Regions from separate parts of the Mus musculus genome. Here region 2 is linked to region 1. The links are chromatin contacts, found by Hi-C or POLR2A ChIA-PET in ENCODE. All regions are on one chromosome and are shown on one strand. Each heading gives the region's core, a stretch centred on a gene start or an enhancer-like site at or near the end of the contact. The rest is flanking DNA. Distances are from core to core; before and after follow the strand shown. Region 1 holds the start of Sult2b1 (sulfotransferase family, cytosolic, 2B, member 1). Region 2 holds the start of Lmtk3 (lemur tyrosine kinase 3).

What was found. Hi-C counts contacts between places; a loop is a spot of excess contacts on that map. ChIA-PET counts read pairs that join two places held with the same protein, here RNA polymerase II (POLR2A).
Region 2: a map of left cerebral cortex shows a loop between it and region 1 (6-fold over the local background). The contact joins the promoter of Lmtk3 here to the promoter of Sult2b1 in region 1. A Hi-C loop is called at or near these places in 8 of 37 maps with a recorded cell type or tissue (CH12F3, gastrocnemius and left cerebral cortex). POLR2A ChIA-PET finds 5 or more read pairs at or near these places in 4 of 5 experiments (Patski and embryonic stem cell).

Annotation. Positions count from the first base shown.
Region 1 is chr7:45,740,132-45,744,174 of GRCm38, forward strand. It overlaps Sult2b1 (sulfotransferase family, cytosolic, 2B, member 1), which reads right to left and starts at 2,347. Exons shown (of 6, transcript NM_001360784.1): 1 at 1,923-2,347. The coding sequence starts at 2,229. It overlaps Gm31597 (a long non-coding RNA gene), which reads left to right and starts at 1,831. Exons shown (of 3, transcript XR_391433.4): 1 at 1,831-2,000.
Region 2 is chr7:45,783,152-45,787,194 of GRCm38, forward strand. It overlaps Lmtk3 (lemur tyrosine kinase 3), which reads left to right and starts at 2,196. Exons shown (of 15, transcript NM_001290990.2): 1 at 2,196-2,530; 2 at 3,300-3,433; 3 at 3,659-3,809. The coding sequence starts at 2,455. Gm5897 (predicted gene 5897) reads right to left here and starts at 1,316. Exons shown (of 2, transcript NR_153811.1): 1 at 118-1,316; 2 at 1-8.

The DNA.
Region 1 (4,043 bases), core at 1,097-3,596:
GGTCACTCCTGTGCCGGCTGCCTCTCTATGCTCTTGAAACCCTATACTGGGGACCTCATCATTGTGACTATTTTAAGTTCCAGGTTGAGTTGGCAACATTTAAAGACAACCATGTTGTTTTGCAATAGTCACGCCTGTCTTGACACCCCCCCCCCAAAAAAAAAACAAAACAAAAAAACAAAACAAAACAAACTTGTCCTTTTTCCAACAGAAACTGCAATCCTTAAACAAATGCCCTCGCCAGGCAGTGGTGGCGCATGCCTTTAATCCCAGCACTTGGGAGTCAGAGGCAGGTGGATTTCTGAGTTCCAGGCCGGCCTGGTCTACAGAGTGAGTTTCAGGACAGCCAGGGCTACACAGAGAAACCCTGTCTTGAAAAAACAAAAAACAAAAAAACAAAACAAAACAAAAAAATGCTCTCATTTCTCACCTTAGGTAGGCCCTGCCCCACCCACCCTGCCCCCATCTCACTCCTGTTACCGCCCTAGCTGCTCCCCCCCTCCCCCACCAAGCATGGCTATTTTAAGGGCCCCATGTAATTCCTTTTGTGTCTGGCTCCATTTTTTTTAGCATGATATCTATAAGGTTCATACTTGTACTCGGTGGGGTGAGTTAGGGCTTTTTTGGGTTGGTTTGTTTGTTATTTTATTTTTTCTTGATTTTGGTTTTCTGAGACAGGGTTTCTCTGTGTAGCCCTGGCTGTCCTGGAACTCACTCTGTAGACCAGGCTGGCCTCGAACCCAGTCTGTACCTGAGGATGACCTTTAACTCCGACCCTCTTACTTTCCCCTCCAACATGCTGGGATTACAGATGTGCACCATGTAGCCAGCCCTCCTAGTTCGCCTCAGCTGCCAGCACAGCCCAGAATTACCCAGATCTCAGCTGAGCTGGGGGGTTGACTCCATTGGTCTGAGGACATGTTTGTGATAGATTGTCTTCTTTTATCATTGTTTATTTGTTTAAATATGTTTTTTGTTTATTTACTATTTGTCTCCCCATGTAGCCCTGGCTGGCCTCGAACTCACCTGCCCCTGCCCTCTTAGTGCTGAGATTAAAGACATATGCTGCCCGGGGGCACACTCTTGATAGCTAATTGATAGAGAAGGTCCTAGCCCACTCAGGGCAGTGCCCCTCCTGGGCAGGGGCCTGGGGTTTATAGAGTTAGCTGAGCAAGCTCTAAGGAGCCAGGCAGTCACAGCAGGATCCTGTGTGATTTCTGCTTCTGTTCCTGATTGCGTTGCTTCTCTGTGATAAGGCTGGGGCCTGGAAGTGTAAGCCACACAGGGCCTGTCTTCCTTCGGTTGCTTTTGGTCAGGTGGTCTATTACAGCGACAAAGAGAGAAGCAGAATGCGCAGTGGCTTTCCTTCTCTGTGAAGACTGTGGAGTAGTCTGCATGCGAATTCACACGAAATGAGGAACCTCCTCCACAGACACGCGCGGTTCCGAGAACAAGCAACAGCCAGGGCAGACAGAGCGCTCAGAGAGAGCCAGATTAACCTTCCAGTGGATAAGCAGAGGTTTACCCAGTGACACTGTGCCCAGCAGCACACACCTGCCATTCCAGAACCCGAGACACTGAGACAGCAGGACCAGCTGAGGTTCAAGGCCAGCCTGGGCTACATGAAAACCTTTCTCAACAAAAATGAACAAATTACCCAGCAAACCATGCGCGGCTGGTGGCACTCAGTGCTGTGAAGGCTTGGGAGACAGGGAAGGATTGGGGACACTGTGGCAGCCCTAGAGGGGAGGGGACATTAGCTAGGCCTTCAGAGTCTCCCTGGAGCAGGGACTTAGTGCGCAGTGCAAAGGAAGGTACTGTTAGCAGAGGACAAGCTGCCGGGTTCTGCAAAGCAGGCTCCTCCCCTTCCTCCTCCCTTCTCTCCTCCCTTCCTCCCCAGCCCAGACTAGCACTACCGGTACCTGATTTGGGGTAGGTGACAATGAAGATGTCGTCGTCCCGCACGTTGCTAGTGTTCTCAGCCAGACTGAGGCTCTCCGGTGAGTACATGCCGACAGGAAAAGGGATACCTTTGTATCTGAAGTATTCACCTCCAAAATTCCAGCTGAAAGAGGGGAAGGGCACGTGTAAAGAAGACCAAGGAGGTGGGCAAGAGTCGCAGGGCCCTCCATTCACACGCCAGTGAGGAGTGTCCTTTCTCTGAGCCCCGTGTGTCCACCTGAGGAGTAGATCCACTTCAACTCCACCACAGCAGTCCCGTGATGTCATACTGTCGCCCCCACACTATGGGTGTAGAAAGCTGAGCGTGGAGGGTGGGAGTGACTCGCCCAAAGCTACGCTTCTGGTAGGAGGAAGGGTACTTCATGTCTGCAAAGTGGAGCTAAGTGTTCTCCTTATGTCTATTCCACATCCCAACCCTGGAGGGCGACACCACGTCATCAGGCCATTTTCCGAACGAGGAACCCAAGCCAAAGGTGGCAGGTGCCCCCGCCAACGCTGCACGCTGCAGAGCCCATGTGAGAACCCACGATGACTCACCGAGAAGCTAAAACGATCTAGCTGTTTGTCCCAAAGCCATGACGCATTTACGCAGCCACGAAACCGAGTTTCCAAAGAGAAGACTGAACCTAGACCTTTCAGAATGGTGCAAGAAGTGGTCCACTACGGAGCCCCGCCCCATCCCCCCCCCCCCCGCACTGTGAGCCCCGCCCACAGCCCTCTATTAATTTGTTGGAGACAGAGTCTCACTAAGCTGTTCTGGCTGGTCTTGAACTTTTGATTCTTGTGTGTCAGCCTCCTAAGTAGCTAGGATGACAGATTTGGGCCACCAGGCTCATGTGGGACACATATTTTATCTACTGATTTTTTTGTACTGATGGAGCTTGAGCCTTGATGCTGACACATTAGGCTATCACTCGACCACCACGCTACAACCCTTGGTTTCATGTTTTGAGGGAAAAGGAAACCACAGCATATTGCTTTGTTTTGAAGAAACGCACCCACTAAAAGTTCCTAAGAACAGCCTGGCTTCTGGATGCCGCATCTGCTTCGTTCCTCTGACTGGTGGGACCTCTGTGAGTGAGACCAGTGGATCACATCACGCTGGTCATTCCCAAAGGCTGAGACAGGAGGACAGAGAACTAAAGGCCAACTCCAAAAGTACAGGGAGATTTGGACTCAAAAAGGAAAAGACACTGGGGTGTGGTGGCGCACACTTTAAGTCCCAGGCAGAGTCAGGGAGATCGCTGAGTTTAAGGCCAGCCTGGTCTACAGAGTGAGTTCCAGGACAGCCAGGGCTACACAGAGAAACCCTATCTCGGAAAAAAAAAAAAAAAAAGACAGGGTTTCTCTGTGTAGCCCTGGCTGTCCTGGAACTCACTCTGTAGACCAGGCTGGCCTCGAACTCAGAAATCTGCTTGCCTCTGCTTCCCGAGTGCTGGGATTAAAGGCGTGCGCCACCACGCCCGGCTGAGAAACCCTGTCTTGAAAAACGAAAAAAAAAAAAAAGAAGAAAGAAAGAAAGAAAGAAGAAAGTTTGTAGTGGTAGAGCCCCTACCTAGAATCCCCATTCCAGCTTACACTTCTACATTGCTGTTCATCACTAAAGGAAGTCAGGACTGGAACTCAAGCAGGTCAGGGAGCAGGAGCTGATGCAGAGGCCATGGAGGGATATTACTTACTGGCTTGCTTCCCCTGGCTTGCTTAGCTTGCTTTCTTATAGAATCCAAGACTACCAGCCCAGAGATGGCACCACCCACAGCCCCCCCCCCCTTGATCACTAATTGAGAAAATGTCTTACCGTTGGATCTCATGATCTCATGGAGGCATTTCCTCAACTGAAGCTCCTTTTTCTGTGATAACTCCAGCCTGTGTCAAGTTGACACAAAACCAGCCTGTACACCCAATGAGGGGCAGGCGACGTGGCTCAGTGGTAGAGCCTCTGCCTAGAACTCCCCAGTGAGGGATGGGCATGGCTGTATGGTGTGTCACTAGGCCCTAGAACAGCAGTAATGACAATGCTGACAACGAGAGTTTGGTTTTGAGGTAAAACTCAGACACATGGAGGAGAAGGCATTTAGGAA
Region 2 (4,043 bases), core at 946-3,445, 43 kb after region 1:
ACTCCATCCTGATGATGATGATGATAATAACAAACAAAGACAACAATATATCAATAATATAATACTTATGCATATTATTATTAAGTAATCGTTTCTAAAATGTGGCTTGGACCACACCTGTCATCCAAGCACTCAAGAGCCTGAGGCCAGAAGATTGTTCGTGGACGTCCAGAGCTAGAGTAAGTTCCAGTAGCGCTGGGATACAGTGAGACTCCGTCTCGACAAAGCAAATCCACACAAAACTTTGGTGGTGATTAAAGAGCTGGACATCATAGCCGGCTTCTTCCAGCAGTCCTGACTCCTGGCACACCGCTGAGCCAACCACATTCAAATACTCAAAAGTAAACATTTGTTGAGTGAACTTATGAACAAACGGCGGCGTCAATCTTCCCGCCCTCATTACTGGTAGCCAGTGCCCGCCCGGCCTGTCACCCTCAGGCTAAAACCCCCGCAGGTGGCGCAACGGACAACCTAAGCCTCCTCGCTAGACCAACAAGGACTGCATTTCCCAGAAGACTCTGCGCGGGCCCACGACTCCCTGTGAGCTTCTCTTTCTCCAGGCTCTGGTTCTTCAGTCAGGGGGTCCGCTTTGCGTGCTCACTCCCCGGTCACTGCAATCCCATTCCCTGTACCTTTCTGAACTTCCATTCCACGATGATCCTGCCTCAGTTTCTCCAGTGAGCCCCCCGCGAGGCTTCCCCTCCTCCCCGTGCCCCCAGTGAGCCGTGCTGCGCGCGCAGCTCTGGTCCAGCCTCATTGAGGGGACGAGTCGCAGGTATTCCTGGACCATGGAGACATCCTCGCCGAGGGCGGCAGTCCGCGCTTCCGGGTGTGTCTGCAGTTCTGTGTGCCGCCGCGTAGGGTGGGACCCCGAGACTGCAGCCTGGCACGTGATGTGTGTGTGTGTGTGTGTCTTGTCTGATGTGTCGGTGTCCCTGACGGCCAGGTTCCAGCCTTACCTCTGCCTATCCCCTGTTCTGTGCATGGGGCAGGTGACTGCCCCTCTCTGTGCCTCAGTTTCCTTACCTATACATTGGGCATGAAAAAAGAACCTGTCTTGGGGGCTGTTGTAATGATTGGAAGGTAATACTGTAAATCTTGGGAAACGCCTGGCGCAGAGTAAATCCTGCCAAGAATAAATACATGAAATAAACTACGCTTATGCATCTTTTGTGCCCATGTGTGTTGATGTCTGTGGTGTGAGACTGCAGTGGATAAGGAGTCCTCATAATCACGTCTAAAGAGTGTGTCCATTCATGCTGTCTATTTAGGTAGGTGGTGTGCCTTTGTGTGTAATACGTGTGCACAGGGCATGTTTGTACCCGTTCTATATTTGTGTTTTTGCATAAGCTATGTAGCTCTGCATGTATGAACCGTGTGTTCCCGTGTGCATGTATGTGATATGCATTTGTCCCTGAAGGTGAGCAATGTGCAAACCCCGTGCCTGCATACATGCATGTGTTGTTTCTGTATGCTCCATATGTGACTGACAAGCCTGTGTCTGTGTGCATGCAACTGGCTTTACGTGTTTGAGTTAGTGATTTCTGTGTGTTCTTTGTTGCCTGTGTGGAATATCAGTTTATGACAGCATGCCTCCTCATGTCCCAAAGGGTCTGAATGGATCTTTGTGATACCTCCCTATGTTTGGAGCTCTGTGTTGTATGTGTGCGTGTGCGTGTGTGTTCATGTGATGCTGGGTATTCCTGTGTGGCTGGGTGAATCTGTACCAACCAGAGTCTGGACTGCCTATGCATTCTCAGTGTGGTCTGTCCCTGTGTCTTTGTGTGTGACGTGTCCTTGTCTCCGTTTGCTGATGGCTGTCCACCTTTGTATGAGAGGCGCTTGTGAAGGTTCCTGTGACATGTCTCAGCTGTGTGTGGGCTGCGTGGGCTTGCTATCTGCATCTTAGCATGTAGCACACGTGTGGGCACCAGTGTTGTGTCACAGTGGTGTCAGGGCCACGCACTGTGGACCCTGCCCCCCTCCAAGGGTCTGTTGGTCTCTGTCTGTCCCTCCTCCCCCTCCCTATTCTCCCCTCCCGCCTGGCAGCCAATGCAACCGGGAACCAGTTGCCATGACAACGCTCCCTCCTTCCTCCTCCCACCCTTCCTCTGACAGGCTCTCTGCTCCCCCAATCCCGATTGTCCTCGGGGGCGGGGCCCTCGTTCTCTCCCCCCCCCATCTTCCCCTCCCCCCTACCCCAGCAACCCCGGCTCCCCAGCTCCTCTCCTCCGTCCGCCTCTCCATCCCTTCATCCGTCTGTCCTTTCGAGGAGGGGGAGGGGGGTATCAGAACCAGTAAGCAACCCCTCCCTCCCCCTGTCCTGCATCTCCCGCCCCTCTCCTGGGCTGAGGGAGGCCAGGGTTGAGCGGGTCCCCATGGCTGGGGGCTGAGGGCCCGCCCCCCCTCCTCCCCAGCCGCCGATTCCTCCACCTCCCTTCCATCCTGGACAAGATGCCTGCACCCGGCGCACTCATCCTCCTGGCGGCCGTCTCCGCCTCCGGCTGCCTGGCGTCCCCAGCGCACCCGGGTGAGTATGTCCAGCCGTCCGCGGCCCGCGCCCCACCCCCACCGGGTCCGCCCGGCACCTGTGCGCAGTCCCTGGGGACCAACGGGTCTGCAGGGCCAGGGAGACCAGCCAGGGCGGGTGGGGAGTGGGCTGCGGGCCGAGTGCGTGCTTGTGAGCGTGCATGTGAGCTCATGTGCACGCGAGTGCACACGGGTGCGCGGGGAGATGGAAGGCCGCGGCCTTTGGGAAAGAGAGAGACCCTATTTCTAAGGGGAACACAGCTGAGGCTTTGCAGAGACCCCTCCCTCAGGTCTGAGGCTGAGGCTAGAGAACAAGTCTGTGTTCCCTGTGTCTTTAAAAGAAACAGTTCTCAGTCACCCTTCAGGCGTGGGGTGGGCAGTGCGTTCAGCTCGGGGCAAATATCTGCCAACAGCCTGCTATTGGGGGAATGATGGTCATGAAGCTGTCTATGGTAGCATATTGTAAATTCTCAGAGCTCCAGGCCTCACTATTGCTGGTCACTGGAATGTATCCGGGTTACGGGATGCGTTTGGGGTGGGGGGTGGGTCCCAGTTTGAAACGATAGGAGGGACCCCACCCCCAACCACCTGGGAAGACCTTAAACTACAACTCCCACAATACGTTAGACCACCTGGCTCCCCTGCCAAGGAGCCCCTGGATTCGGAGCATCATGGGGGTTGTAGTCCAAGACTAGCCTAGGATGGGAGGGGCATGAGTCCGGTAGCCAGTGTCTTGAAGCCCAGACCCCAGCCTAGCCTTATGCCCACAGATGGATTCGCTCTGAGCCGGGCCCCTTTGGCTCCGCCCTACGCTGTGGTCCTCATTTCCTGTTCGGGTCTGCTGGCCTTCATCTTTCTCCTCCTTACCTGTCTGTGTTGCAAACGGGGTGATGTTCGTTTCAAGGTGAGGTGCCCTAGGACTAACCTGGGAGAAAGACCCCAGGCAGCAAAGAGACTGGAGGTCCCAGAGCACTCCCAAGACCTACGGCTTTGGGATGCGCACACTAGCGGAAATTGGGCTGGGATTTGAGGGACAGGTCTGTGGACTGAAGGGAGGCAATTAGGGCAGGATGGCGGCATCTCAGCACCCTCCTCCCGATGCTCCCATTCTTCACCTCTCGTACCCCAGGAGTTTGAGAACCCGGAAGGGGAGGACTGCTCTGGGGAGTACACCCCCCCTGCGGAGGAGACCTCCTCCTCACAGTCGCTGCCTGATGTCTATATTCTGCCGCTGGCAGAGGTCTCACTGCCAATGCCTGCCCCGCAGCCTCCACACTCAGGTACTGCTCCTTCCACCCCAGAATCCTGCGATCCCAACACTGAGGGCTTCCTTTCGTGGCTCAGGGAGGGGAGAGGGCAGAATGCAGAGCCCTAGATTCGTGGAAGTAACTTACAGGGAAGCCACACACACCATCTTGTAGAAAATCCCAGATCGAGAGAATCCTGCAGGATGGCCCTGGTGCCATCAGCCTAGATCTTAACCTGGGAGCCAGCCTATAAGCGGACTGGAGCTA